Regions from separate parts of the Mus musculus genome. Here regions 1 and 3 are each linked to region 2. A link is a loop called in an ENCODE intact Hi-C map of the cell type or tissue named here. Cell type or tissue: heart. All regions are shown on one strand. Links, peaks and the distances in the headings refer to the core of each region. The heading gives the core; the rest is flanking DNA. Region 1 holds the start of Tnfsf18 (tumor necrosis factor (ligand) superfamily, member 18). Region 2 holds the start of Tnfsf4 (tumor necrosis factor (ligand) superfamily, member 4). Region 3 overlaps Tnfsf18 (tumor necrosis factor (ligand) superfamily, member 18).

The links. A loop is a pair of places that touch in the nucleus more often than their neighbours do. Peaks named below come from ENCODE experiments on the same cell type or tissue, not always from the same donor. Only the 100,000 strongest peaks of a DNase experiment are listed, where the experiment ranks them.
Region 1: a loop joins it to region 2, with 2.5 times the contacts of the local background. A loop is called at or near these places in 8 of 42 quality-filtered maps.
Region 3: a loop joins it to region 2, with 2.8 times the contacts of the local background. A loop is called at or near these places in 8 of 42 quality-filtered maps.

What each region holds. Positions count from the first base shown.
Region 1 is chr1:161,489,042-161,499,696 of GRCm38, forward strand. It overlaps Tnfsf18 (tumor necrosis factor (ligand) superfamily, member 18), which reads left to right and starts at 5,616. Exons shown (of 3, transcript NM_183391.3): 1 at 5,616-5,806. The coding sequence starts at 5,672. In heart, for the core only: no CTCF peak of the experiment used is centred there; a DNase peak (open chromatin) is centred at 5,490.
Region 2 is chr1:161,395,036-161,405,690 of GRCm38, forward strand. Tnfsf4 (tumor necrosis factor (ligand) superfamily, member 4) reads left to right here and starts at 403. Exons shown (of 3, transcript NM_009452.2): 1 at 403-708. The coding sequence starts at 547. In heart, for the core only: a CTCF peak has its summit at 5,285 (motif pointing right); a DNase peak (open chromatin) is centred at 5,266.
Region 3 is chr1:161,502,706-161,513,360 of GRCm38, forward strand. It overlaps Tnfsf18 (tumor necrosis factor (ligand) superfamily, member 18), which reads left to right. Exons shown (of 3, transcript NM_183391.3): 3 at 747-2,585. The coding sequence ends at 1,099. Among named protein-coding and RNA genes, the nearest start is that of Tnfsf18, 13 kb to the left of the region's middle. In heart, for the core only: no CTCF peak of the experiment used is centred there; a DNase peak (open chromatin) is centred at 5,166.

The DNA.
Region 1 (10,655 bases), core at 811-8,810, 93 kb after region 2:
TGCCAGGGAAGATATACCTTCCTAGTGCAATAGTGGAGTGAGTGCTGTCATGGAAAGCAACCACTTTCTACATTGGATTTGAAGAGGCAACTCATGCATTTGGATTTGAAGAGGCAACTCATGCATTTGTTCTGTTAATATCAAGAGTTCATAGGCCTGGCCAGATACCTGATACTATTGTTTTGCTAAAGGATCCTGTCTAACTGCCTTCTAAATACTCATGATAATACTTATGGATTAGTGCTATGTAAAACCTCCATCAGAAAAGCTTCTTTCTATACAGACAGCAGTTAATGTAGGAACCCCTGTCTGGCCAAATTGCTAAGAGTAAGTGATGGTAGAATCCTAAATGGGACAGCCAACGTCTACTCTCTCCAAAGACTCAGGGAACATCATGGAAGAGGGGGTGGAGAGAAAGCCAGAGGATGGAGAGATGTACACAATGTCCTCAGAACATCACATATCTATTGAATTCACACTCACTGCAGATGTGCTTTTCTGCACAAGATTGTGTCTGGAGGAGCCCTGAGAGGTCATACCCCTTCCAAGGAAGGGACTGTTGGGAATTAAAAGTTTTGGAGATATTAGGTGTCATTTTCTTCATTAGTGTAGCCATGATAAATTGTCCTTGCTCCAGAAAATTAAACCTGACCGCCCCCCGCCCCCCACAGGTCGAGAAATGCTCATTAACTCTGTGGACCGCACACAAACAAAAAGAAGTTGAGAAAATAAGAGGGAATTTATTGAGAAGTGGCCCAGAGAGAAAGAAACTGAGACAAGACAGGGGAATGGGGAAATGAAAATGACAAAGTTCATTAGATAAATGTATGAAACTGCCAAACAACTAAGAAGTATGGTTTGAATGAAAATAATGCTTAGAACACCTCAGCTAGGACTATATTTAGCTCTTTAGAAAAGATGTTCTGAGGATTGTTATCAGGAACTTTATATAACAGAATTATTGTATGCATACATCTTCACATATAGATACACGTATCTATATATAGATGAACATTTATATTTACTTATACGTAGTGAATTGTTTACTAGCTAGCCTCTTTGTATTGGTGCGAGGTGATCAAACTCAGGGCTTTGTATAGATTAGGCAAACACTCTGCCACCGACTGGGCTACATACTTTGTTTAATAATTATTTTTATAGAGTAGACATTTATCAACCATATAGTTCTTGTCTTAAAATTACATGATTAATTGATTAATTAATTATGTAATAGTGTCTCCTCTCCTCTCCTTTCCTCTCCTTTCCTCTCCTTTCCTCTCCTTTCCTCACCTTCCTTCCCTCGCCTCCCCTCTCCTCCCCTCTCCTCTTATTTCTTCTCCTCTCTCCATAGCCCCTCCTCTCTTCCTCTCTCTATACCTTCCCCTACCCTTCTCTCTTTCCTCTCTTCTTTTCCATTTTCCCCTCCTCTTCTCTATTCCGTATGTTATTACATCCATTTATTTGTCTCAGATGTGCCATATTTGAGAAAACGTGGTAAGAAATACTCTCATCTCTAGAGTAGTTTATGTCCTGTGCATCATTCCTCACTAAGTTCTGACTTAGTATATACTTCTGATTGAATGTGAGAAATTCTACACTATCAACAAGAACAAAATAAAAATAAACAGTTGTAAAAGGAGATTGGACCAAAGTTTGTAGATCAAGTAACACAGGAGTGAGGAGAAACCTGGATTGATGCTCTGTCACAGATATTACACATTTGCCACCCTATGTATCTAGTAGAGAGAGAATCTCACTATGAGAGTTCTGGTTCAACAGATGAAGATTCAATTCCTCTTCTACTTGTATAAGCTAATGAACTATCCTTCTAAGTATCAGCTTGATCATTTTTATAGAGGACCACTAAACAAAGGGTTGCTTAATGTTCAAATGTAATGACTCTGCACAGAGTGGATGTCTAATATGTTTTAGTGTTACCTAATCTATAACTGAATTACAACTACACATCTATACAATTAATTCATTCTCAATTTAAGACAGTAATGAATATAGTTATATTATTTGATTGAGTGCTTCTCAGATCCCTTTCTTTCAACTTGAAAAAAAAAAGATTTTTTCCTAACATTTTCTTTTAATTTAATTTCTAATATTTATAGGTATCTCTTAACATATTCCTTAGGTTTTATTTTTCCTTCAGGGGAAAAAGCATTTTCCTTTCTTCTGCCAAGATGACTATTCCTAACCTACCTTTTCAATTATTTCAACTCACCTAGATTTTTTTTTTATTTTTACTGTCTTTATGTAATATCCATATGGGTACAGATCTCCCTCTCTGCGTGTGTGATTCTAGTGTGCTTGGGTGGTAAATTCTTTGGTAACTGTGATTTAAACATTCTCCTAATCTCCATGCAACTAGGTCTATATTGGAGGGTTTGAAGGGATAAAAAGGAAGGAATATATCATATAACTATATTATATCTCAAAAACAAAAGAAAAATTAGATTTGGTAGTTGGATTTTAAGATTGTTTAAATTTTCATTTACAAATACCTAAGCCAAAAGAGTCCCAAATTAAGTCAAATATTGGATTTGGTATTTGTTTGCCTTTGTTGAGTCCTGAGATGTCACAAAATATTCTTTCTGGTTTATGCTAACAAGGCACCAGGTATGATTCAAAACTTGAGAATGCCAAAATCCTTCCCTAGTGTCTCCTGTGCTGACTTGAACTTTCATCATTTCTGAGTCCTGTTGAATGGAAAGAAGCTGTGGAATGTACATTCTTCTCAAGATAACTGTGTCAATTTTCTTTAGATACTGTCATAAAGCTAAAATAAGAATACACCCAAGCCCAACCTTCTCCGAAGGTGGATTTGGAGTTTTACTTGGACCAGTTCCTCATGAGAATGCATCTCTATGGAGGTGAGTAAGCAGAAGTTCCGTCTAACGTTTGGACAGGAGACAAGAAAGGAGCAGATGGGATGGATGAGCGAGAAAGAAAGCGCTCTGCTTCTCAGTGGTGGGTGTGAAACAGGCCCGAGAGTTACAGCAAAAGTGTTCTTCCTCAAGAGTCAATTTCTCATTCACCTCTGTGTTGTAGTATTTAGTCCGAAGTCATGGAAATATCTGATGTATTGAAGAATTAGCTTTGCATTATCATCTTCCTCAAGAGTAGCTCATTTTCAAGACACAATAGGGTCAAGTTGAAATTTTGACAACTCAGTAGGAAATACTGCCCAAAATAGTGTGAAACCAAGACAGATCTGGCTTTGTTACAAAATGCTATGTTCTCTGGACTGTGATTTCCACTGCATCAGCTGCTAGGGGTTTGAGGAACTCCCAACCTCTAGCAACCTTAGCTTCTCTTTTCAAAGGATGCTAAATCTGTTTTTTTCTACCTAAAAAAAAAATTGCTTTTTTTTTTAGATTAAAACAATAGTTTCTCCACAATACTTCCATTTAAATTAACTTCAGTTGAGATATTTTCTATGAAAAAATAATAAGGAATATTCATTCTTTTCTAGGATTTTATCATTGAGTTAATCTGAACACTTGTAAAGAGGGCAGGGACAAGCTATACTAAACCTTATAAAATGTTTTATATAAACAAAACTTTGTACATTTAATGCATGCTTAAAGAAATTTACTAACATGCCATATAACAAGTTAGGGCTGAGCTATCCTGGGCAATGCTATCATTGGATGTGTCTAGATTAAAACTCCACAAGGTTTCTAGCAAATGATTCTGGCATTCTATAAGACAGGTAATATTTTTGTTTTAACTGATGAGCAGGCTTATGTATAAAGAACAAGGGACTTCTTCATTTTTGTGCTTAATTTGTATTGTGATAGCAGGAGGAAAAAGCTTATATTTGTGGGTGAAGGTCAGAGTATAAGCTGAGGTTGGGGACAAGGTACCGGAAATACCTTTTAAATGATAGGCCATTTAAAAGGGAAATAACTTTTATTTTATTTTATCCTATTTTATTGTATTAGATATTTTCTTTATTTACATTTTGAATGTTATCCCCTTTCCTGGTCTCCCTCCAAAAACCCCCTCTTCTTATCCCCTCCCCCTCTCCCTGCTCACCAACCCACTCCCACTCCCACTTTCTGGCCCTGGCATTCCCCTACACTGGGACATTGAGCCTTCACAGGACCAAGGCCTCTTCCTCCATTAATGACTGACTAGGCCATCCTCTGCTCCATATGTAGCTGGAGCTATGAGTCCCACCATGTGTACTCTTTGGATGGTGGTTTAGTCTCTGGGAGCTCTGGGGGTACTGGTTAATTCATATTGTTGTTCCTCCTGTGGAGCTGTAAACCCTTCAACTCCTTGGGTCCTTTCTCTAGCTCCTTCATTTGGGACCCTGGGCTCCTTCCAGTGGATGACTGTAAGCACCCACATCTGTATTTGTCAGGCACTGGCAGAGCTTCTCAGGAGACAGCTATACCAGGCTCCTAGCTGCAAGCACTCACAAACCACATGAAACTCAAAAAGTAAGACCAAAGTGTGGATGCTTCAATCCTTCCTAGAAGGGTGAACAAAATACCCATGGAAAGAGTTATACAAACAAGGTGTGGAACAGAGACTGAAGGAATGACCAGCCAGAGACTGCCCCACCTGGGGATCCATCCCATAGACAATCACCAAACCCAGACACTATTGCGGAAATAACTTTTTAAATGATAGTTTTATTTCTACTCAGTGTTAGAATTGGAATTTGGTTCCAACATGGTCCAAGTTTGAGAAAATTGACCATCATGTTATTTACTAATGTTTGCTAAATTCTAGTAATATATTTGCAGGTCTTTTTAAAAAATATATTTATTTTATATTTATACATTTTTGCCCACATATATGTATGTGTATCATGTGTGTCTGATCCCTTGAGGGTCAGAAGATGGAGTTGGATTCCCCGGCACTGGAGTAATAGGCAGTTGTTAAACACCACACTGTGGCTGGGAACTAGACTTCGATCCTTTGCAAGAGGAACGCATGCTCTTACTTGCCAAGCCATCTCTCCAGCCCCCAGCTGCAGCTTTATTTCAAGTCTATTTCAGAATAAACACATTTTGTAACTGGGAATTGTGTGTGTGTGTGTGTGTGTGTGTGTGTGTGTGATTATAGCTTTGATTTGATGTTTTAAAACTCCCACCTAGGTGCGATTGACAAAACTCGTGTATCTCTAAAATGGTACCTATGTGAAGTCTGCAGTGTGATGACTTCACGAGAACCGTGTTGTTTAAACCACGCATCCTCACTCTTCAGCTCCTCACCTCTCTGACTTACCCAGTCGTTATATCTGCAGTAGGACAAAACTTAGTTTTAGATTTTATTTAGTCTTATAAGTTGTTTTCTTACTTGGAAATAATTTGGAATGCATAGCGTCTTACAGCAGCCGAGGCTGGCTGTGCATGCACACAGTACTTCCTCTTGCTTGAGGAAAGACTTTTTTCCTTCTGAACTTCCCTTGTAGTGGCTTCTGTCCCCCCTCCCGTGTTTCTGTTGGCTCTAAGCCTTCTCATTCCTTTGTATGTTTGGCCTGGTGCCACGATGACAGCGAGTGCTTAGCAGTGTTCCAAAGGAAAACTCCACCTCCTACACCCACGGGGCTAATTACTATAAAACATGACATTGCATCGTTCATCCATCACTTGTGGGTATCTGCTTTCCCCAGTTCTCATTCCATCAGAGAACGAGTTCTAGCCTCATGGAGGAAATGCCTTTGAGAGAATCAAGTCCTCAAAGGGCAGAGAGGTGCAAGAAGTCATGGCTCTTGTGCATAGTGGCTCTGTTACTGATGTTGCTCTGTTCTTTGGGTACACTGATCTATACTTCACTCAAGGTAAGGTGGTCATAGAGTCTACAGCTGCTAATTATATCATATAAAGGTTATTTATTTGTTAGTCTGGTTATTATCACTGCCATTCAGCATTGCTAGAGGTAGTGGGAAGGAAGACATTTGACAGTACAAACAGTGTAAGCAATTTAAGCCTTGTAATGACATGGCTCTTCAAATGTGTTTTTATTCATCGAATGTTTTAAGACAAAAGACACTAGAAAATACTATATATTCTCTGTAGGTGTGAGCTAGATAGAACTACATGTTTAAACTGAGCCTTTAGGTGTCTGTGGAAGTTCTTTTGTCCTTCCTGGGACTCTACTAGAACCTTCTTGATTGGCAAAGAAAAGACCTGAACCATGGTACTAATCTTCGGGTAACCCCAGACAAGCTGTAGTCTCATTGGGGGAAGAGATACAAAACAGTAATGGGGGACAGTGACAGGAAGCAACTGCATGCTGAGGAAGGGCATGGTGTCAAAGTAGAAAAAAAGGAAATCCTGGGTTCCAGTTCTAGATTAGCCTCCCCATAACCAGCTGTGCAAATTTGAGTAAGTTGTATCGTTGTTCTGATTCTAGTTTTTAGGTCTGCAACATGGTGATAAGGGAATGGCTCTGTTTACTTGGCATCCTGCTAGCTGTAATTATAGCGCGCAGTAATTGACCTAGGAGAAGGATAAACCATATAGTTGTGGTTTATGAGGGGAATAACTTTGGGCTTGGGTGACCAGGGAAGGCTTCATGGAGGAGGGAGGAGCACATGTCTGTTTGGGAAGCCCCTGATGGTTATCAGGAATTTCCCATTGAACTCTAGTGTAAATTGTGGGTCTAGATGGGATATGAACTGGAAATGTATATCAATTAGGTTTTTCTAGAAGTGTTCTCTCATACAGAACAGCCAGGGCTGCAGAGAGAGAGAGAGAGAAAAAAAAACAGCAAAAACCAAACCAAAACAAACAGACAAAAAAAAAAAAAAACAACAAAACAAAACAAAACAAAAAAAACCAAAAAAAGCATTGACCAGAAAAGCCAGAAAGGAATCAAATATTAAATAAGACATTATATAATTCAAGGGTTGGCCTATTTATATTAAAATATACTAAATCTTGGGCAGAATTAAATGACGCATAGCTGTGTAAGAAAGGGTTGTGATGTGAGCCCAGGAACATTTTTCTAAAGAGACCAACCAGAGATGGTCTTAAAGGTATGGTTCTATATTGGCAAGATATTGAGAAAAGATGCAGGAGGAAGTAATGCACTGTTGATTCGAGGTTACTTAGTATGGTACTGGCTAAAGACTTACATAGGAGCCCATTAATCTGTAGTCTGTAACTGTACAAATGGATCAAAGGCAGAGGGAGTTCTAACCCCAGCCCCACCCTTCCAAAGAATGAACCAAGACACGAACTTTCTGAAGCAATGAGTGTTGAGAGGACTCTCAGCATTCTCAAGGGTTTAAAGGAGGAAGGCTGAGGATGCATTAAGTTCACACTGAAAGGGCTTTTTCCTCAGGCAAACTTCCTCAAGTCTTATTAATCAGGTGGCTCTGAGCATCAGTGAGTCTAGGTGCCGCTGACTCCTGCTGGTGAGGAGTGGCCGAGGGAAATGCCTTTCCGAGTGACATCTCTTCCCACAATCAAACCTTGGTAATTCATGATTGCTGAAACTTTGATTCCAGGTTGGCCTCTCAAAAGAACACATCCCTTTCAATGAAGGGTTCCTCTTCTAAACGTAAAAGTTATCCCAAATTTAAGGAAGTAAAAAGTTTTGGAGTCTCTTTTCCTGTCAGGATGCTTGGCAGCGTAGTTACTATGGAAACGACACTGGCTTTCAGGGTTAGCTTCAGTATTACACTTCCCTTATTGGCTACAAATAAATGTCTTGAGCAGAGAGATCTGAGTGGCTGGCAGGTGCTGAGTTATTGTGAGGTGGTTGCTTCCACCTTTTCATACTTAAGAACTTAGAAGTTTTTTTTTTCTTTCTTTTTTGATGCAAATCTCCATTTTTAAAAGTCTCTTCTAAAAAAAGAAGACTTCCCTCTTTTTTTTTTTTTTTTTTTTTTATAAATAACCCTCTTATGTTTAAAAGTAAGATATGAAGCTTGGTTTCTTTCAGATTTTTTTTTCTCTCTATCTCCTAGGAGACATCTAGTTAAGAGACTAGACTGGAGCTCAAGGCGGTTGGCCAACTCCTCCATGAAAGCAGCTCACAAAAGTTGTCTCTGAAGCATCCAAATAGTCAGGAAAGTCCCTTTCTTCAGTGAGGAAGGGTGGAATTCCAGAAGGGAAAATGGAATTTGTACAATTGTACTTGCAAACAGACGGAGTAGATTTTCTTTCCAAACATATGAGGTTAGGATTAGCCTGGAGTCTGCCTTGGTCATTCTGAGACAAAACAAGTCAATCTGGTCTTCAACCAAAGTGAGGTTAGAAGACCAACTGATCCTTCTAAATAAAAGCAAAACTAGAGTAAACTGAAAGCTTTGTATGTAGCTTTTCGTAACATCAATTGAATTATAAATAGAAACTGCCCCAGTGAGTCGTAGGGGTGAGAGAGAGAGAGAGAGAGAGAGAGTTTTGAATAAGAGTCTGGTTGAGGATGCCAGCCTTTCTTATCAGCCATATGACCTTGGGCTTATTACTTCATCACCGTGCTCTCATTTCCTCATCTGCAGAAGGAACGTGGTAATTCTTACAGAGTTGCCTTAAGGAATAAGGAGGCAGTAATGTGCCTGACCCTCCTGACTCATGCTAGGCTCTAGATGGCTGTGATTAATATTTATGCCACGGTTACTTATAAGGTTTACAATGAATACAAACAACAAGGTCATTTAAAATATACATGGCTTGTCTGACCTCCCTTCCTCAGTAAAAGACCTCTTCTCTCAACCAAAATGATAATTTTCCAATTATATTTTAACTTATGGCAATAGTTATGGATGAACTCAGTGGCATTTTCTAACTCTAAATAGATATTAAAGCCACTCTAAATAGGCTTTCTGGATGCTTTTCTCTGTCAGTTCATTTGTCTATTGATTTAGATTTTCTGTGTACTTCTTACACATGGTGATAGCTGGAACAAAATCCAAGACATTTGTATTTTGCTGGCTACTTAATTGCTTCCTATGTATGATCATGTCAGTCTAGCTAGATTACAAACTTCCTGAGAGATAACAATTGTACATTAAATGTGTCTTTCTTGCTTAGAATGCTAGTATAATGTTGGGACTATAGGTAATTAAGTTGTTTATTTAACTTGTTTTTATAATCAGCATCATTATCAAAATAGCTGATATTTACTGAGAAGCTTCAGGTAGCCTGTCTGGAGAAACCCTCTCCAAGAATCAGAGTGGTAAAGTAAGAACAAACGGTTTAGTGATTCCCCGCTCTTACTCCCTGCTTAATAGATAAGGAAATTGGAATTCTGGAAGCCCCTGCTATAACCTTGTCAGTCTTTGTGCTGAACTGACTTTGGACATCTCTTTTAAGAAAACCCAAAATGTGGATGAAATAATTGCAAGAGTAGAGTGGGTTTCAGGAAATCCAGTGTCTTTTAGTTTTTAGAGTCATGGCTTCTCCCCTTTTTTATTGCACCGCCTTATTGGTATAAAATGCTCTTATTATAACTTCTAACATATGTATACTAGATAGTATCTCACGTCTGAGTATAAAACCATGTACACAAAAGATGTGTACACACACAAGATGGAAAGTCTAAAAGTTTAATACAGATTTTCCCGTCTAAGTCTATTTTGCTTTAGTTAAGTTGTTAAGTTGTCTATAATATATTAACATTGATGCAAACATAATACAGTAATTGAAATATTGTTTCTTTGGTGCTGATCTCTTAGTCACATTCAGAGCCCTAGTGATTTGATATTATTTGTTTTATTTCCTTAATTTTAGCTTAACATTTTATAATACAGTAACTTGAGATTTATATTCTAATTTATCTTGATTTATGATTTTGACTGTACCAATTGAAAATTACCTTCTTGGACTTGATGTTCACATATAATTTCATGTCTAAAAGCAATGAATCTTGGCATCATATATCTAACTACCTACTTGATATCTAATAAGCAACACAAACCCACACCTTCAAAAGTTGTCATGGTTCCCCTCTTACTTTCTTTCTATTAGTCTTTCGAATTTGGGTAATTAACTTAATTTTTTTCAATGACTGCAGTCCCAAATCTTGGAGTTATCTTTCTTTTATTGCATTGCCTCATGCTAGTATTCATGTCAGGAACTCCAGTTACTTCTTGCTTCCTTCTCCATATAGCCTAGCTTGATCTGAAAGTCACAGTTCTCCTGCTTCAACCTAAGTGCTATTAAGACAGGCGTGCATCTCTCTGTTGGACCCTCTGCCAGCACCTTGGTCAGAGCCATGTGCTTTCCAGTTTATAGACTCCATCCAGTCCATGCCTAACTGACTTCATTGCTTTTACCTTCTGTTCTCTTTGTTTTTTTTTTTTCCTGGCATAATAGCTGGAAAAATCCTTTAAAAGGATCATAGATCAGTCTCCATGCTTAAAAAAAGTCTTTTGAGCACTTTGCTCCCAGGAAACCAATGCATTCTCAGTACCCAAAACTTTAATGTTTGGGCCTTATTTTTAACCCTGAAGCATTTAACAGCATTTAAGTGATTGTATTTGTAAATTAGCCATAATTAATGTCACCTTTCAGCATGTCGCAGACATTTTGAAACACTTGTTTCTGATTCTGAAGGCATTCCATTTATTATACATGGCCTGTGATTTTTCTATACATTAAATATTTCTGGAGCTAATGCTGTTGTTTTAAGTAAAGGGAAAACAAAGATAAGCAGAGGTCCCATTATTTTTCCCACAT
Region 2 (10,655 bases), core at 1,832-9,831:
TCAAGGATAACCTGCATGCATTTGATTCTGAAACTGTAAAATGGGCCAGGAGATTAATTGCACAATAGAAGCAGGGATGTCTGGCAAGCATGTTCCTCAAATCTCTTCTATGGTTTAAGACATCTTGAGGGATTGGTAAGTAAGCTGCTTTAAAAAAAAAAAAAGGGTGATCTTTATCTATCATTACCGGTGCAATAAAAAACTTCAGAGCACACGTTTGTGAATGTCATTTCGAAGTCACTCAATTCATAACTGGGATGCCACAAAAACAACTCCCTGTTAGCCCGGAGGGAAAAAAAAAAAGAAAGAAAGTAAAGGGGAAATTCAGATTAGTCACATAGAAGTTCCCCCGCCTGCAAAACCTGCAGAGTTAAAACGAAGAGACTCTGCTCTGCTCCTTCAATTGCTTTTTGTCTCCTGTTCTGGGACCTTTATCTTCTGACCCGCAGGCTTGACTTTGCCCTTATTGGCTCCTTTGTGGTGAAGAGCAGTCTTCCCCCAGGTTCCCCGCCACAGCTGTATCTCCTCTGCACCCCGACTGCAGAGATGGAAGGGGAAGGGGTTCAACCCCTGGATGAGAATCTGGAAAACGGATCAAGGCCAAGATTCAAGTGGAAGAAGACGCTAAGGCTGGTGGTCTCTGGGATCAAGGGAGCAGGGATGCTTCTGTGCTTCATCTATGTCTGCCTGCAACTCTCTTCCTCTCCGGTAAGATGCACCAGTGGGCGCTGCTTTTCCTCCAGCTCTGGCTGAGCGCCAACTGCAACAGCTGCAGTCACCTGTAAAGGATCTAATGGTAAAACTGTTCAGTCCCTGCCCCTGCCACCAAGAGATTGTAAAGTGTGGTCAAATATCCTTTGGTGTCTCCTTTCCTTCCTATTTTAACAGTAGCAGTGCTAGGGTGGAGTAAAGGGCAGAGGGGCCCTGCTTCTAATGGTTTTTGTTTGTTTGTTTTGCAAGGCAAAATCCCTGATGTATCTTAATGAGCTGTCACCCTGAAGCTTTGGGCTACTGATATTTCTCTATCCATCCTGGTAGTAATGTGTCTGATCGGGGAATCAGTATAAAAGAAAGACAAATAACGGACCCGTTTTACTTCCCACCGCGTTCATGAGTCTGCAGATATTCAAGGGGATCTGGTTCTTAAATTTTTTTTTGAAGGTTTCAGGATTAAGTCCTTTCCTATCACCGACCTGCAGCAATGTGTGTGCACATTTGTTGGCTCAGCCGTTTACATCAATCACTTAATCTCATAGTTTTGTTTGCTCGTATGTTCTTTAAGTGTTCAACCGCAGGTCTCCCCAGAATTCCATGTTGGATCTGGCCTCATAATTCTTGTTTCCATAGTGGTTGCTTTATGTCAGCAAATCCATGGTGGATGACAGACAGAATGGAAGGTCTTTTTCATGGCCATATCAGAGACACAGCTACGTCAAATTAAACCAGGATACGACGAGCAGTCCGGGCAAAGGCCTGGGCATGTCTCTGTGTACAGGAAGTGCGGTTTTGATAACTAGAAGCTGTTGGGAGCGTATGTGTTCTCGAGGGCTGAACCTTGTACTGTGCTTGTCCCTTGGGCCGGCAAACTGGTGTGGGGCTCAAGCCTGCTTGGCCAATTAGAGCAGCAGCAGCCCGGTCCTCTTCTCTCCACTCCACATAGCTCTCTGTGTAGGGCGGTGGATGGAAATTTTGTAGGCACTTTGGGGGAGAAGGTGCTAGGGTAGAGTAATTTGTTCACGGTAGGATGTCTAAGACACAGACCGGAATCAGGCTTTTTAAAGAAAGCAAACAGAGTAACCAAAAATAGACCAGCTGCGAGCCTTGGATAGGTCTGGGAGTCTTGAGACTTTTCAAACAACCACAGGGCCGTGTGTTTCCTCACTCGGTGGGATGAGAAGGACCTAAGACCCCAGTCTAGGGTAACAAGGCACATAGAGTATCAGGCAGGGGCAGGAGAGAGCAAAAAGTGAAACACGGGGTGAGCCGCTGGTGTCTGGGACCTCCGTGGACATTCTCCCCCAGGCATGGTAAGAATTCGGGTCCTTTCTTCAAGTCATCCAGAAACTGCGGCAGATGTGGGAAGTAAAGCCAAAGCCAAAGGCACTCAGGTCTTTGAGGTAAGAGCAGTCTATGAGGGAATTTGTTTTCTGTGGTCTTGGCTCGAAATGGAATCAAAAGCAGGAGATATGAATTGGACACTGATTCCTCATGAAATAAGCAACCTGGTTGCTCTTGATAGAGAAGATTTGGGAGCTTGTCTAAGTCAAAGTTTTACATTGTTCTCAGACCTGGGCAGTGCAATGGACGAGTATATTTAATCTGACGTATTAAGGGGGGTCGATAATAGGCAGTATGTATTTTTTCCCTGGAACTTGGTCAAATTGAATGGATAGAGACAAGACCAGAAGGAGGAAGACACTTTCTTTGACAAAGGAACTGGTAACCTTTAAAACATGAATGTTTGGCGTTATGGTTGGGGGTGGACCAGGTGGTGAGGTTGATGCAAGGAGACCTGTCCTGGGAGACATATGTTGAAGTGAGGTGTCAGGGGAAGTGAACTGCCATGCTTATAAGGCCTATACCCAGCGAGGTTTTTCTTTTGTAGGGAAACTATTTTGAAGAGAATCTCATTACTTTCCTTTCTCCTTATTTCTTTGCTTTACTTTTTTAGCCTTGATTTCCTACATTCAAGGTTCCAGCTTCTAAACTCTACCAGGCAGTCACATTTTCCTTTGAAGTTTACGTAGCAACAATAATGACCGAGTTAGATTTTATTGACATACGGGAGAAACAGCTTTGTTTTTGCAGTTTGCCCCTCCCCCACTCCCCCACCCAAAGACAGCCTGTACCCACATCTTCTGCAGTTTATGTGTTTCTTTGGGACTTGGTTTTCTCATCAGTAACAGGGGATGGGTTGTAGGAAATGGACAGCTCTTTCTGCTCATTAGCTAATGAGCATGCCATCTAAAAGAACAGGCTTGGGGGTGTGTGTGTGTGAAGGAACAGAAATGTACGTTAGCAGATTTTTGTGCCTATAGGTGCAGATTTCTTGGCTCTTAAGACTGGCCTGGAAGAATCATATTTTCATGAGTATTCTTTGAATACCTAATTTGTTCTCCTTGTAGTTCATGAAGTAGCTTGCTTAGAATGAGGAAGAGACGGGGCTGGAGAGATGGCTCAGCAGTTAGGAGCACTGACTGCTCTTCCAGAGGTCCTGAGTTCAATTCCCAGCAACCACATGGTGGCTCACAACCATCTGTAATGGGATCTGATGCCCTCTTCTTGAGTGTCTAAAGACAGCTACAGTGTGCACTCATATACATAAAATAAATAAATCTTAAAGAAAAAGAACGAGGAAAGACACAAACACTTTAGAATATCACTGGTTCGAATTATAAAATGGAATTCTGCTGCTGCTGCTGCTGCCGCCTCATGTGCATCAGACATTACCCTGGGGTACCCTGTAAAGTGCCAGGCTTCTAGTCTTTCCTGGGACTTTAACTGGGAAGCAGTAGGCAGAGGGGAAGTTGGTCTAGGAGGTGAGAAGGAGCTCTTTGTTTTTATTATTTTGAATGTGGCGTTTGTGGGTGTGCATATGTTTATGTGTAGGAACTTGCTTTTGTGTACATGGCTGCATGTGTATTTGCAATTGTGTGTGGAGGCCTGAGAGCAACCTCTAATGTCATCCTCAGCAATGCATCACCCTCTCTTTAAGATGACATTGCTCGTTGGTCTAGGGTGCACCAATGAGGCTAGACTGTCTGGTGATTGAGACCCAGAGATCCCCCAGTCTCTGCCTTCACAGGACCAGGGTCCCAAGCACACACTCTTATGTCTGGCATCTTAAAGAGGGTCCTGGGAGCTCATTTTAGGGTATCATATTTTCTACACAAATACTTTATCATCTGAGCTATCTCCCCAGCTGTAAGTTATATGTGTGTGTCCCCGTGCTGTCGAAGTCTTCCAAGCTTCATGTCACCTTGACCATGACCTTGTATAGTTAAGGACTTTTTCCTTAGCAAACCCTAACTTCTTGTCTCTTGTTTCTGTTAGGAAAAGCAGAAGTGGTCTGTGTCAAGAGTTAGAATTCAGTCTCTTGGTGATGTTTTGTATTATAAAACTCCAACTTTTGTTGTTGTTGTCATTGTTAAATACTGGAAAGAGGAATTTGGCCAGGCAGTGGTGGCGCACGCGTTTAATCCCAGCACTCGGGAGGCAGAGGCAGGTGAATTTCTGAGTTCAAGGCCAGCCTGGTCTACAGAATGAGTTCCAGGACAGCCAGGGCTACACAGAGAAACCCTGTCTCAAAAAACAAACAGACAGACAGACAGACAAAAGAAAGAAAGAGAAATTTGCCTTGAATCTTGGTTTACAATTAAACATCTACATGTGATCTACCACATCTTTTTTATTAATTATTCAATCATATACATAAAATAACTTCAAATTTGAGTAGAATTTACTTTCTCTGAGCAAGTCTTTGAGATTTAAAAAAGGAACACTTGGACTGTTGGACTAATTCATCGTGAAGGATCTGGAGGCTCTGATGGTGGATGTGAATGAAATGTTCCAGAGACCCTAGGCTGCTGAGCAGATATCAGCTACAGTATTTTATGAGAAAACAAAAACCCAAAGATGGTAGGTAAACTGCTCATGATCACCTACCTACTTAATTAACCGGGTGATTTTGACTTTTGCACTCGATCTTATCAGTTAAAGCAACCTTACATCAGTCCTGAATGCTTCTTTTGTATAGGGTATTGTTTGAAGCTTCAGAATAAAAACTGCACTGGAGGTTTCTTTAAAAAAAACTCTTTAAATTAATGGTCAAGAATTGAGATGAGGCAAAAAGATGACAGATATGTGTGGGGGTTCTCAGGGGACAGTGGAAAGAGGAACGGAGGGAGAAGGGGTTAAGATGTCTGAGCATATGCGTGGAGAGTCAAGGGGCTGATGGAAGAGATATGATATTCAGCTGATGTTAAAGTTGAGAGTGGAATTCCCTCCACAGACAGGAGGGATGGGGATGGGTAGGCAGAATAGCAAATCATCCAACATGGTTGAAACTGAGCGTTCAGAGAGAAGGGGGTAGGGGTAGGAGATGAAGCTGAAGATCTAGGCAGGCGCGAATGGCAAAAGATCTTGTGAACCATTCTGGGAAACTTGATTTATTCTATTCTATGCCAAAGGCAGCAGTTACCAACAAGGATGCTTCTCCACATTTTCCGTTTTTGCATGGGATCTAAAGATGGGCAGTACAGAAGTCAACCTAATTTCACCTGGCGCTAGGGGGCACCACTGTAAAACTAACCGTCCTCTTATGTCTCAAGGCAGCTTGCCCACATTCTCCTTAACTGAATTCATTTAGTAACCTCTTTTGATCTAAAAGGAAATCAATTTCTCATTGGGAACCAAGTGCTCATTTCCACAGATGAGGACGAGCACTATTTGGCAATATTAATCTTCTTCACACAGTAATGGTATTTTCTAAATGAAACTTAGGTATATGTATATTCTGACTGGAGTCTTTATGATAGGATAGCATACTGTGGATGGAATTATGTTTAAAAACATTACATACAAATATATATATAAACACAAATATACACCTGACCTATGGATATGATCTCCCTATTTATCTCTGTTGAGTGTTGCTCCCAGCTATTAGCACTGAGCAGACCCAGTCTTGCCAAGGGGCTAGCAACCCTGCCTTGATTATTCCTTTCCTTTTGGTGACAATTACCTCTGTGCCCTACACTGTCCAAGAACATGCCATTTTCTTCCCACTTCATGGGTTTTGTGTTCCTGGAAAATGAGCATTAATCCTTTGTGATCATGTGAGTCAAAGGAGCCATGGGGAGTGTTATGAGTTAACACGTGAAAACACAATGACAACATACAGCATGCTTCCCTCTCTATAGTCACTGGTGAGATAAACAGAAGAATTACTGTGAAATTGGAATCTCTAACATCCCATGCTTGGCTGGTTTTGATACTTTTCAAATAAAGGAGTGAAAATACTTCATTATATAGAAATACAGAAAATCATCTTAGACTTTGGGGCCAGGCATTAAGGTACAAATACACAGGGAACCAGGAACCAGAAGTCCAGCTGTTCTTAGGCTATTAGCTTCGTGTTCCCGAGCAAATTCACTGTGTGTTGGATTTTTGAAGTTGGAACTTGTTTGGGAGGTTCACAAACGTGAGTACTGAGTTTTGTAAAAGCTAAAGTTATTATTGCTATTCATGGGCATATTTTCATAACCACACAGAGGCATCACTTTTACTTTGTTGTGTGTGTGTGTGTGTGTGTGTGTGTGCACCAATGCTGACAATCAACTATACCTCTTAACTCAGCAGGCATAATATGTAAGGTCTATGGCTTCATAGACCTGATTTCTATATTGGAAATTTGGGAATTAAAATAATCCACCTAAAAATAGTTCTATTTCTAATTTTTTAAAAACACAGGTTTCTAATTAAGAGTTGTTTATGCTATAGTAGAGAATAAAAGAAGACAGAAGGGGAGACTTTATGAAGTCATGAAGTGTTATTAGGTTCAATGTCTGGTTAAAATGGTTCGAAAAAAATCTAGAATTCAGGGTTGGAGAGATGGCTTAGTGGATAAGAGTGCTTATCACCATATTGAGGACCTCATTTGGTTCCCACCCATATCAAGTGGGCTCTCAGTCACTGTAATTCAGGTTTCAAGGGATCTGACACCTTCCTCTGGCCTCTGTAGGCACATGCACACAACTCAGGCAGACACATTCCTTTAAATGAACAAATAAGTTAATATTTTTAAAACTATTAAAGTTACAGGATTAAAATACACAGAACAGGCTATTTCTATTGACCTTTAGTCACATCTTCCACTTCTCCAGAGACTTGGCCGTCAGACAGCAGAAAATCATATCTATGAGAAGCATGGGTTCCGACTCACACTATTGGAAACATATGTAACCCGAGTCACTGATTTCTTCTTAGGAGAGCCTTTATTCTGAAATGGCTCATAGGTGGGTTAATTTGTATGTATTTATTTGACTTTGATAACATTTTAAAGTCTTTCCATGGACTAACAAATATAGAAATAGAGACCCCCCACTTTAATTATTTCCATACTGTTTAATACGCCTTATGGATCAAAGCCCTCATTACCAAGTATAACATTGTGTTGGTGGGAAATTGAGGGCTCTGGTAAGTTTAAGTGATGTACACTGAAGGCTAGGCTTCCCTGCAGACAGCAACAACATGAGCCTGGAATCCAGGATAAGTAGTCAGACAAGGTTCCTGATATTATAAATTTTAGGTTAATATTATAAATGAAAAAGAAACATCAATATAGTCAGCATGGGAGGGAAATAATGCCCTTCAGCACTGTAAAATAAATTGCAAAACGTGTCTTACAGTTTAGCAATAAGGTATTCAGAATTATTTGTGTGTTAGGTACTTCATGCTTGCAGATTCTAAGACTCCTGAAGATATTACCGTGTGAGGTACAATAAAGACTGGGAAAATCAGAGTTCTTGAGATCAGAGTGGACACGGGGAGAGGGTGTTGAGTGCTGTCACTTGTGACAATGTCCCTCAATTTGGCCTATTTTTTCCCCTACTGCTGGCTTTTCTTCTTTACTGTGTCCTTGGAGGTAGGTAGAAATGATATGGTTGTGCTATTAAATGCTTGGGAAATCTGAAGCAAGTGGCTTGTCAAGGTTTGCACAGAGAGATCAGGGCTGGGATGAAGGTCAAAATCCCAATCTTGCCTCTTTCTGTGACACTTGTCCGTGACACTTGTCCGTGATCTCTGAACTTTTAAGAATGCTCCTGGCTGATTTAAAACTATACTTTTCTATCTGACATTACTTGCCTTTGAAGAAAGATTGGAGGATTTATGCTCTGTCACAGAAGAAAGACTTAACAGCTACGTACACAAAACGTGCATAACATGGTTAATGCAGCTTTAACAATTACATAATACCTTACAGGATCCTTTCAGAAAACACACCATTGCCTGCCTGACATGCTCTGATAGAGAGAGAAGCTGATCTGCATCCATTTTTCCAGTCCTCCTCTTTCTCCTCCTCTTTTTCTTTTTAAACAGGAAGGAGACTGGACTATATAATTGTTTAAGTCTTTTCAGTTCTATTAGACACCAATTCAAGTAGTTAATGAGATGCTATGTTGTGTGTTTCTACACTTCTTGCAAGTACATTCTATTGTTCCGTGGTTTGCCATCTGTAGCTAATTATCACAATCTGGGTGGCTTAACACAACAGGAATTGATTCTCACAGCTCTGAAGGCCAGAGGTACTGGAAAGGTCATGCTCTCACAGATGCTTTAGGCAAGAATCCTTCCTGATTCCTCTCATTTTGGGTGGTTCCTTAAAATCCTCATGTTCTTTGGTTTCACGCCAGCCTCTGCCCCCATTATCACATGGCAACCTTCTCCTCTCTGTGGAGCCTCTCTTTTTTTTTTGAAGGGTACCAGTCATATTGGATTTAGGACCCACCCTAATCCTGTTGATGTCATTTTGACTATTCATATTTGTGAAAACTCTCAACAGATCTATTTCCAAATAAGGGCATATTCTTAGCTTTATGCATTTGAAGAACATGCTATTCAACCCAAGTGATACCATTTATTCATTTTTTAAAAAAATTAGTTTTCATGGAGCATGGGTTTCCTGTCAGGCATTTAGGAGAAAATGGTGAACAAGACAGATATGGCCCTCCTGTTCTGATAGTGCTTGTAACCAGTAAGATGAAGTTAAAGGAGAATAGTAGGGCATATGACAAGCTTGGCAGACATTAGTAAGGAATTACACATGCCTTGCTGTCAGTTGGGTTTTGAAAAGTGTGGAGGAGGGCTGGTGAGATGGCTCAGCGGGTAAAAGCACTGACTGCTCTTCTGAAGGTCCTCCTGAGTTCAAATCCCAGCAACCACATAATGGCTCTCAACCACCTGTAATGAGACCTGACACCCTCTTCTAGTGTCTAAAGACAGCTATAGTCTACTTACATAAAAATAAAAAAAAAAAGAAAGAAAGAAAAGTGCGGAAGAACCTTTCCTCTTGCCTTACACAATTGTCTTCTATTAATTGGCTGAAAAGTTTTAGTTGAAAATCCGTTGTCCACCAGCATTTTCCCAGTGCTGTAACCTGATGATTGCACCCTTCACCAATCTCATTTTCCCTTGGAGCAAGTGCGGGGAGGTCAGCCTCATGCAAATGAGCCTAGGAGCCTTGCTGAACCAGGCACAACCTTGAGTGTCCCTCAATTAGTAGAGGAAACTTTCCTGCTGGGGAGGAAAAGGCCTGCTGCTGCTTTTCTCACATCAGATGGGTCTGTGTAAAGATCTGTGGTCCAGAAGGTCTTCTTGTCACATAATGCATGTGGATTACTCTTTGGTGATGTGATTTGATGAGCTTCTGCAATGGAGTTGTCATTAGGCACTGCAGCGCCATCATTTTAATTGAAGTTGGACATCAAGATGAGGATAGTAAAAGTCCAGAAAGGGAAAAAAGCTTGTTCTAGACTCAGTAAAGAAACCAGGAAGTGCTACTGCTAGTCTGACGCCCAGTCCACTCAACTAGGTCGCCTTTTAAGGCAGTAGTTGTAGTCTGTGTTAGCTACTTTGTGAGTTCTTTCTTCCACCCCTTCAATCCCCTAACATTAGTTAGGAGAGAAAAAAGAAAAGAAAAGAAAGGGGTTGACATTATCATTAGACTACCTCCTGCTGATTAGGGACATCAAGTTCCTTGGGACAAGTTTGATCTCCGGTGTTAGGATATCTAATTTCTTCTCTATACATGGCTACTTAACAAACCATGAGTGACAACAACAAAGAACAACCAACAACCCACACAACCAACCAACAACCCACCCTGCCACTCAAGGCCCTCGATTTTTATATCTTCTGAAAAGTCCCCAGAGTTCTCAACATCACACAATTGCAGAAACTATGGGCCACTGACAAAATCATGCTCTTGCTAAAGCACAGGGAAAATCATAATCACCTGCTGTGGACAATCTAAAGCACATACCCCCAAACCCGGGATTAACATGGAAATACAGTCTTATAATATTTCTGTGTTTTTTTTTTAAAGAAAGCAAAATTCCAAAATTGTCACTACAAGTGGTCCCTTCTTCTTATGTAGTAAATGAGACTAGAAGTGGGTAACTTCCTGTAGAAGCCACCAGTGATAGGACTTCCAGTGCTTTCCTTACACTCAAAAATGACCAAGACAATTTAACAACCATGATTGGACCTAGGCCAGCAGCTATATAAAAGCTGACATTGTCATTGTGCATTGCCCATGATTGTTGAAATTGGCTATCTTGGTCAGCAAATATTTGATTACTGAGTGCCATTATGTTTGAGAACTGATAGAAATATGGTGACATGGTGGGTACATTGTCAACTTACTCTTCCAGTTGCTTAGACACTAAACTAGTGCAAGAATATTTTTAGTGAATACCTTCTCAATCACTGAGGGGAGGAAGGGAGAAATGTTTCAGTAGATCCCTTTGTCAGTGTTAATCAAGGAATTCTGTAGCTAACTTGGAGTGGGAAATTCTAGTACAAGAACATGCTGCTTTTGAAGATATTCAAAGAATTAGTGTGTTAGATGAGCCTTATACTTTTTTTTATGCTTT
Region 3 (10,655 bases), core at 1,430-9,429, 110 kb after region 2:
ACACAGAGAATCATATTTTAGATACAAAGCATCAAAATCAGAAATACAGACCTGTCAATCAATTTAGAGCTAATTACTGATACTGAGCTGGGAAGATTATTTGAACTCAGCAATTTGAGCCCAGACAGCAATACAGCAAGACTCCCATATCAAAATAAAAGAAAAGTTTGTTGAGCACACACAATTCTGCTAGCTTATTTAGGTGATGAGAATATAGCAATTGGAAAAAATGGAGAATACTTATTATCAAAGACACCACACTCAAGTAGATGTGAGACACTAGAAAAATGGCCAAATTAATTGATAACATACTTCTTGCTAACACCTTACATGAAGAAAATTACAGCAATGCAGAGCACGGTAGTCAGAGGAGAACAATGCTGAGTGTTGATTGTCTATGTAATGTGTTATTGGCAAAGCACCATAGAGTAAACAGTATTTGAATAAGAAAGATATGGGGACGCCTAGATTATAAGCGGTTCTTATTCTAGTCTTGTGTGATTTGTCTCTCCATTCCACTCCCTTCCTCATTCATATTACCTGAGATGAGATACAGAGTTATTAAGATCTGAAGCCTCTCAAAAACAGAGAGATAGTTTATTCTCTCAATAGATTCGAAATATGGTCTGGGAAAAGTAGTATATATAGTCCAGGTAAAGAAGCCACCTGAAGGCAGTAAAACATATAGAGGATGGAATAGTCATGGAAACATGATCTTTTTCTTCCTCTTTTTCAATTTCTTATAGAACTATCATCCTCAAAATGGCACATGACATCTCCCAAACCTCACTGTGTGAATACGACATCTGATGGGAAGCTGAAGATACTGCAGAGTGGCACATATTTAATCTACGGCCAAGTGATTCCTGTGGATAAGAAATACATAAAAGACAATGCCCCCTTCGTAGTACAGATATATAAAAAGAATGATGTCCTACAAACTCTAATGAATGATTTTCAAATCTTGCCTATAGGAGGGGTTTATGAACTGCATGCTGGAGATAACATATATCTGAAGTTCAACTCTAAAGACCATATTCAGAAAACTAACACATACTGGGGGATCATCTTAATGCCTGATCTACCATTCATCTCTTAGAGATTGGGTTTGGTCTCCTCATCTTCTTCTTTGTATCCCGAGATGCTGGTGGGTGGGTTGGAGGGGGATGATTGATGGCAATGCACACAGTTTGTGAGGGCTTACAAATTGACACAATCAGAGCCTCTTGGCATATAAAATTTTAGCCCTCATATCTGTCTGAAGAGGACTCAGCAAATGGGCCAATCCCTAATGTTGGGTCTGCAAATGGACTTGTACAATCCATGATAAAAAGGAGTATGGGCCACAGAAGACAGAAACTCTTCCAAAGAATGTCTTTCTAACCTTGATCCCTGGGTAGAATGAGATCCTGTTTCCATGGGAGTCTTACTTGGCTTGCAAAAAAGGGTGTAGGGCAGTAGCTTGGCCTTTTTTCCATCATAATTTCCTTGAGCTGTTTTACCTTAATCCCTCCAAACTCTCACCTTCTGAGAGCCTCCTAATGAAACATTGTTAGACTGGTGGGGTGGCCAAGACATGCCAACAACACCCTTCTTTAGAGGTGGTGTTTTTAGAGGACAGAGAACATTATGAAGCCTAGAGCAGCAGAGGTCAAGATGCCACGAAATGGAATTGATCTGGGAATTTTTTTTTTTTTTCATTCTCAGGATGCAGGTTCATTCTGAACTTTCCCCTAGGCCTTCATTGCTTTTGTGTGTATGTGTGCATAAATTCTGCAAATAGAAAAATGAGAGTTTGCACCAGTACTCACTAGATTTAACACCAGAAAGTGGTACTTTTCTGGCTGTATTATGCCATGATAGCACATTTTCTGTTGGTGTTCCCTAACTGACAAGTATAACAGTTTTCCTAAACCACACAACAATGCTATGATGTTAATGGGGTAGATATTTTTGGAAAAAAATTGCACAGTGAGAACATGGGTAGATGAACCCTAAGACTCTTACCTCAATTCAGAACTCGCAAGGAGTTAAGTGAGTGGGGTCTTCATTAGACCATTCACATGGTCTCTGCTTTGAAACTGGCGTTGCTACTGTCTCATTATACATCACTAAAATGGAATTAACTCAACTTTGAAATGGATGCATCGACTTTACCCCAAGGTGTCCAGAATGAAGCTACAAGACTTTTACCAGCAGTCATTTTCCTTTTGCCTGGAGCAAGAAGATCCAGGATACTGTTGGAAGAGTTCATCTCACTCAACCATGCTGACTTTCCAAAGTAATAATGAACATTTGTGTTCAAATTTTGGATTCTGTTAAATTTAGCCAGCTTGTGAGTTCTTGTCGAAAAGTATTTTAAACCAATTTACACTATTTATGGGTATTTGTGAAAAGCTATATAGTGATATTTTATATATAACTAATTTAAAATATTTTTATTTTATGTAACAAAAATACTATAGGCTAAGCTATTTCTTCTTATTTTTTTATGAATACTTGCTGAATTGCCATAGGGCACAAAGACTCTTCTGTTTGCATATCTTCTCAGGAAATTAAAATTGTATCACATGTATTTATAAGAATCTGTTAGTGTTGTTATTTGTTGTGTTGTAAGCACCACTGTTGGGATAGGCTACCACTACTTCATAGGAACCAATTACTTAATTTTTAGGAATTTTGTAGTTTGAGAATTTTTATACTATGGAGATTGGCAAACATTACAAACCAGAACATTTCTTTCGGAAAACTGGCTCACTAGGACACCATTCTTCGTAAAAGTTCCTCTCCCTCTCCCTTTCCCTCTCCCTCTCTCCCTGTCCCTGTCCCTGTCCCCGTCCCCGTCCACATCCACGTCCCCGTCCCCGTCCCCCTCCCCCTCTCCCTCCCCCTCCCTCTCCTCCCTCTCCTCCCTCTCCCTTCCTCTCCCTCCCCCCTCCCCCTCCCTATTCCTCTCCCTCTCCCTCCCTCCCCTCCCTCCTCCTCCCACCCTCTCTGTGTATGTGTTATGTTGTTTGTATGTATTGCATGCAATTATTTAGGTGTGCACATGTATGTGTTGTGCGAGAGCCTGTGCAAGTGTGTATGTGCTTGTGGGTGTGGCACTGAGTGTCTTCCTTAGTTCCTCTACCCCTTAATCTTTGAGACGTGGTGATCTCTCCCTGAACCCAGAGTTCATCTATTTGGCTTGGCCTGCCCACCATTTGGCTCTAAGGATCTAGCTATTGCTGCTCACCAGCCACAGTTCTCAGATTACAGGTGTGTGCCGCTATGCCTGGATATCACATGGATTTTGGAGATCTAAACTTAGGTCCTTATACTTACATAGCAGGCATGCTATCCACAGAGTTATTTCTGGAACTTAATGATGTCATTCTGTCCCTGTCTTATTCTTAGGACAATCAAGGCAGATAGAAAACGAAAAAAATGATATTGCCACATACCCAGCAAAGGCCCAACAGAATTGTGATTTTTTTTTAAGTACCAGTGGGATTCAGACAGAGGGATAGCTAGCAACATATAGCATCTGAATTTCTTCCAATGTTATCATTTCAGCTTTTGCGTTCAATGTATACTCAACTCTTTTTCTCTATTTTAAAACTACAATAAAATATGTATTTATAATTGTACTGCAATTGATTTGTCTTTGGGTTATAGTCAAGTTAGTGATTTAAAGAGCACAAAATTACATCAGAGAAATCCTTTCCCATACAGACACATCCTGGCAAGTGTTAGAACTTGCAAAAGTGAGAGCTAGCTGCAGTTTGTGTTGGCTCCAGCCTCCTCCTTTCCTGATGAGTCAGACAGTTCGTTTCTCACTTCTATCCTTCTCAGATATTCCACCCTGCCCAGACTCACCCATCTAAGACCTGGCTCACACTAATAGCGCTCTCCCTTCCACTTTCCCTCATCCAAGCTATAACAAGTATGACAGTACTGTGGATGCGCGTTTGCTTCTGTAGATAGCACTTAGTTGAAAAGTGATGCAACCACTGTCCTGCTTTAACCAAGCAAGTTCCTTAGGTAAAATGCATCTGAACACCTTGGAGGTGAGATGCTTGCCTTTCTTGTCCTTTCCCAATGAGGAAAAAAGGGTATCAATCAACAAAGCTGAACACAACAGAACACTAGTAAAAAAAAAAAAACACAGAAACCATTACTTTTAGTTTTTTGATTGTTAAAGAAAATCAGAGAAGCATTCTTACCTGTGTCTTTAAGTACACTGTTTTATTAGAAGAAATATTTTTTTTCTAGAGATGACATGAAACCCATAGTACCATGTCCATACTGAATGTCCTAGACAGCAAGGTACAGAGTACTTCCTTCATCCCATTTAAACCTCTTGGTTTCTGATACAAATCAACAACTATTTGGAGTTCAAAAAAGTTATGTCAAAGACCCAGAAATATTGAGGAGTCTTGTAGTGTTTGTAAAAATACACCAGAAGGTTATGCCATATGCCTCTGAAGACTTTAGAAATGCTTGGCAACAGAGAAATGAAAATTCAACATACGAAATACATTAAAGTACACTCCTCATCCTTTGGATAGCACAGCCAGCATGGGAATCTTCAACTTCAGAGCACAGGATAATTGTTCTCACTCTGCTCTTTTGCAGTCCAGGGCCCCTCTAGCGATAGTATATATTTCTCTCAGGGCTTTGAAAACCATTTTCACTCAGATACATCAATTTCCGGGAAACAAGGCTGGTTTAGCTTCCTACAGCTTACTAGAAACACAGAGAGCCTTATAAACTTCTCTCCTTGTCTTTGTGCTACGCTTCTTAGCTGACTGGCCGGTCTCTGAAAGAAATGTGATAAACTCAAGTCCAGAGTTTAGTGGCGCCTTCTTCAGAGTCCTTATTATCTGCGTAATGAACCAAATAAGTGGTTCATAACAATGAGTGCTAGGGCTGACATAGCATTCCTTGTGCATCCTGGATAATGATGGCCCCCATTCCTCTTTGCTTACTCTCTCCCACCCCATCCCCTGTAGCTCTAAAATAGTCTCCTCTCTTGTCAACAAAAACTGGTCTCAGAACATAGTTAAAGCAATTAAGGAGAGGAAATTTGTAGGCTTTCTTGTACTAAAGGGAAGTGGCCTAATGGCCTACCTTGCCTTATTCGTCAAACAACAAAATACTATTTTAAACTGCCTGGGACCGTTGCCCAGAAAAGCAGTCAAGGCCCAATGACTCATCCCAGGAACAGCATCAGAGATTTACAGATTGAGGTCAAGATTCTGTAACATATTCATCCCAGGAGGATTGAAAACAGCAGGTGACCAACTCCTCAGATTCGTCTGCAGTCTACAGAAAAGGGTTTCTAGAAGCAAGGTCTGAGAACCAGTTTTCACAGTGCTGACACCTAGCTTATATTTATTAAAGCCACATTGAAAAAAAACCACTGATTAGGAGCACAACATTGAATCTCAGATGAACATTTTCATTTTTTTTTAGCTATTCCCCTCCAAAGTCAAAGTTTCTACACAAATAAGCAAAATAAATATAAAAACCCAAAGATGGCCATGTTCATGAGCCTTCATAACCCATCTCTCATCACAAAGACGAGAATCTGTGAATCTGTGAATCTGAATGGAAGTCCTGGCCTCCAGTGTTCACAACCTAATGCTAACTTATAGCTTGAATATTGACAGCCTAAAGCATATGAACCTTGCTACACTCAATACCACATTATCTACTTATAGTCTGTTAAACGCTAAATACATTTCTTTAATCCAGGATGTTCCCCTCCACTTCATATTTGCAAATACAACTTATATGGAATAAAAAGGAACACCACGGCTCCTTATACCTAGATTGGGTCTCTTAATGTTGTCCATAGTCTTCATTGACCTTTGTCCTTTACACATCTAATCAGTTAGGAAGTCGCAAACATGCATATGCCCCCCTTCTCTCTTTCTACCCCTCCCCTTAAATAGAATCTGACCTCTTTTCTGTGCCAAAATGATTATTTGAATAACTTCATAACTAACTTTGTAGTTATTCAAGCCTATTATTCTGTGAAGCTACATGCAGTAGGAGAGTTACCCTGAAAAATCAAAGAAGTTCAGAACTAAAAACATCTTATACAAAAACAAGTAATTGTTCTTGGTAACCCAAAATGTGATTGTAGGATCTTATTACTAAAGATACCACACACCTTAGTCACAGGGCATGCATAAATGAAGTTGATACTAAGAATCTTTCTCCATGCTAGATAGCTTTTGAAGTATGGGGGCAAGCACAAACAGTCTTGCTTAGCTGTGAACTCTGTGAGTTACAGTAGTGATCAACATGGTAAGATATTACCATGGGTGAAATAGGAGCATGAATGAGGGTATCCATCTCCTTTCTGATCATATTTATGGCATATTCCACAAGGATAAGGAGATATATGCTTAATACTATTAATCTGGATTAGAATCCATAATTGGGGAGCTCATAAGCCCCAGGTGTGAACTTACTATTAATATTTGCTAAATGGACTTACTATTAAATTATTCTATAAACTCATGTCTCTATATGTATAGATTAGTGAAGCTCTCAGACAGCATGGTGTAGTGGACAGCAGTTAGTGCAGAAACTTTACAACTGGTTAAACTACAGAGAACAAGCCGCAGTAGAGTACTCAGCCACAAATGGGACATCTATGTCAAATTCCCTTCCCTCAAGGCTCAGGGGCCATTATAGAAGAAGAGGAAGAAAGATCGTAAGATCTAGAAGTTGGGGAGGACCAGGTTGCAATACTGTCTTCCGGACTTGATAGGGCTTCTTATAAATTCACAACAGCTGCAGTTGCCTACACAAGATCAAGCCAGTCGACATTTCAGGACAGAAGGGGTAGGTGCTCACAAGAAGCTGACGACTACTTGGTGAAAGAGAATCAATTTTCCTTAAGGGCACAGTCTTTGGTAAAGCCACATGCTTTAGTGGATGGCTCCATACCCATGAATATATGAGAAGCACAAAATTTACTCAGTTGGTTATTTTTTAAAAAAAAAGGAAAAAAAAAAGGGCATACAGTTGGAAGAGGGTTCAGGTGTGGGGGAGTAGTTTGGGGAGGAGATAGAAGGAGGAGTGTGAAGAGCATTGATAAAAGCAGTGTATTAAAAATACAATCTAAAAATATCTCACTTAAAAATGAAAAACCTGACACATGGTGATGGTAAATACAATGTAAGAATAGGGATCTCTTCCATCTTTCTCTCTGCACTTCTTGGAAGCCGGACAATTTTTGGGTCAAAGTTTTTGTACATTGGTTCATGTTCTTATCCCTCCACAGGGAGTCCTGCCTGGCTACAAGAGGTGGCTATGTCAGGCTCTATATCTCCCACTGTTAGGAGTCTCAGCTAAGAGTCACCTACATAGGCCTCCTGGAGCCTCCCCTATGCAAGGTCTCTGGCATGTCCTAGAGATGTACTCTCCCCCACCCCCAGCCCTCAGGAATGGCCAAATAACTGGATCAACTTGAGACCCATCACATGGGCAAGAAACAATCCCTGACACGATTAATGATACTGTTATGCTTGCAGACAGGGGCCTAGCATAACTGTCCTCTGAAAGATTCCACCCAGCAGCTGAACAAAACTGTTGCAAAGAACCATAGCCAAAGACTAGATGGAACTCAGGAAGTCTTGTGGAAGAGTTGGGGGAAGGATTGAGGGCCCTGAAGGTGATAGGGACTCCGCAAGATCAACAGAGTCAACTAACATGGACTTTTGGGGGTCCCAGAGATTGAACCACCATCCAAAGAGCATACATTAGTTGGACCATGCCCCCTCAATTTCCAAACATATGTAGCAAATATTCAGCTTGATCTTCATGTGGGGGGCTGCAACAGCTGAAGTGTGGGAGGGGTTATGGGGCAGGCTGTCCCTGACTGTGTTACCTGCCTGCCAATTCTGAACCTCTAAATGGGTTGCCTTGTCTGGCTTCAGTAGAAGAGAATGTTCCTAGCCCTGCAGTGACTTGCTATGCTAGTGCTAGGGTGGGTTGGTACCTAACAGAGGACAAGGGGGTCCTCTTTTTCAGAGGAAAGGGGAGAGCAGAAGGAGCTATGTGAGGAGGGGTTGGGAAGAGAGGAAAGGGCTAAGATTGGCATGTAAAGTGAATAAAATATAAAGTCAAAGAAGAAGAAAAGAAGGAGGAGGAAAGAGAAGAAAAACAAGAATAGGAATTTGGATCACCAAATGCTAGCCCAATTTTTTTTTTCTATCAGATCACCAAAAACAATGTGTAAAAGGAGATGCTTGGGTTTTATGTAATAAAAAATAAAAGTTAGGTCTCCAGACAGAGTGTGAGAGATGTATCCTCAGGGCCTCATAAAAGGAGTCAGAGGAGATAATGGGTGGGACTGATGCTGGAGAGCAAGGAGGTCAAATCCCAAGAACGATTTTGTTTTGCTACTGGGAAAGTTAGCTTTAGATTCTTAAAGCTTGATTTTACCCGATTTATGTAGACGATGGATGAGACGGGCAGGGCAAGACTACGTAAAAGGTCATTAAGATCTCCTAGGTAAGGAATGGTCTTCAGGAGTAGAGTGATGGAGAGGTGGGCAGCTCTGCTACAGATGCAACAGAAACAAACAAAAAGAAAAGAAAACAAAATATACCCCCAGACCCAATGTGGATCTCAGGCAATAAGAAACAGCAAAGTAATTTACTCTCTCTCATTTATCACAAAAATCTGTTTCATTTTGGATATCTTTGTTTTGATAATCAATAGATAGCATTATTTTAACCAAAATAACCAGAGACTACTTGAAGTTTTGGCAGTTCTAATAGGGTCAGAAGTCATTTCCAAAAATCATTATAGTGTTTTAAAAATTCATCAAAGGAAAAATACACGAAGAAAAAGTCTCAGTTCTGAACATCCATTCCTCAAACGCAAGAGCACCCACATTTGTAAAAGAAATTTTACTAAAGCTCAAAACACACATTGAACCCCACACAATAATAGTGGGAGAGACTCCAACACCCACTCTCACCAATGGACAGTTCATCGAAAAAGAAACTAAACAGTGAAACTAATAGAGGTTATGGACCAAATGGATTTAACAGCTATATACAGAACATTTCACCCTAAAACAAAGGAATATACCTTCTTCTCAGCACCTCATGGTACCTTCTCCAAAACTGACCATATAGTCAGTCACAAACAAGCCTCCACAGATACACAAAGATAGAAATGATCCCACGCATCTTATCAGATCACCAAGGACTAAGGCTAGACTTCAATAACAAATCAAAATCAGTTCAAATACTACCCCTTGGATCCTTCTGCCTATCACAGCCAATCAGACTTAGTGCCAGTGTTTGTATGTGACTATGGTGCTGAATATTTATTCATATTCTACTAAATAGCTGCAAAACATCCATTTTTCCTAATTTGTTATAATATCTTCTAGAACATAAACACACTTTGATTTGGCTTCTCAGGCTAGTTCCTCATGTGTGCATGCCACTAAGCTGTTGGTATACACATAGTCCTATTACTTTACAGGAATGCCAGTTAATGGTAATATTTACTTGTTCTATCTATCTCTACAAATTTTCTTTCACATGACACCAAAACATGTGCTCAAACAGGAAATGTGTGTGGGGTCTGAATTGACTTGTTATTAGTAAACTTGTTCTGGTCCAAACATAGCACCACTTCCTTTTTTAATGTCAAGATTCTTTCAAACATTCTCTTTTGAAATCTTGCTATGACTAAGACCAAATATTTTTGTTCATAGCATGTATAATTATAAGATAGATCATATTTTTGAAAGATTACCATATACTAGATAGTCTGCATTTTTCTGCGCAATACCTTGTGTTAATTACCTTTCCTGTTGTTTTGAAAAAAAATACCTGACAAATGCAACTTGAGGAAGGAAGATTGGGGTTCAGTCCTAGGATATGAAGTTCATCATGTCCAGAAAGACATGGTAGATGCAGTAGGAAGAGCTGGTCACATTGTATCCACAGTCAGAAAGCAGAGAGTAATTTTTTCTTTTCTTTTTTATTAGATATTTTCTTTATTTACATTTCAAATGTTATCCCCTTTTCTAGTTTCCCCTCTGAAAACCCCCTTTCCCCTCCCCCTCCCCCTGCTCACCAACCCACCCACTCCTGCTTCCTGGTCCTGGCTTTCCCCTACACTGGGGCATATAACCTTCACAGGCTCAAGGGCCCCTCCTCCCATTGATGACCAATTAGGCCATCCTCTGCTGCATATGCAGCTAGAGCCATGAGTCCCATCATGTGTTTTCTTTGGTTGGTGGTTTAGTCCAAGGGAGCTCTGGGGGTACTGGTTAGTTCATATTGTTGTTCCTTCTATGGGGCTGCAAACCCCTTCAGCTCCTTGGGTATGTTCTTTAGCTCCTTCATTGAGGACCCTGTGCTCAATACAATGGATGGCTGTGAGCATCCACTCCTGTATTTGTCAGGCACTGGCAGAGCCTCTCAGGAGACAGCTATATCAGGCTCCTCCTGTCAGCAAGCTCTTATTGGCATCTGCAATAGTGTCTGGTTTTAGTGGTTGTTTATGGGATGGGTCCCTAGGTGGGGCAGTCTCTGGATGGTGATTCCTTCAGGCTCTGCTTCACACTTTGTCTCTGTAACTCCCTCCATGGGTATTTTGACCCTTTTCTAAGAAGGATCAAAGTATCC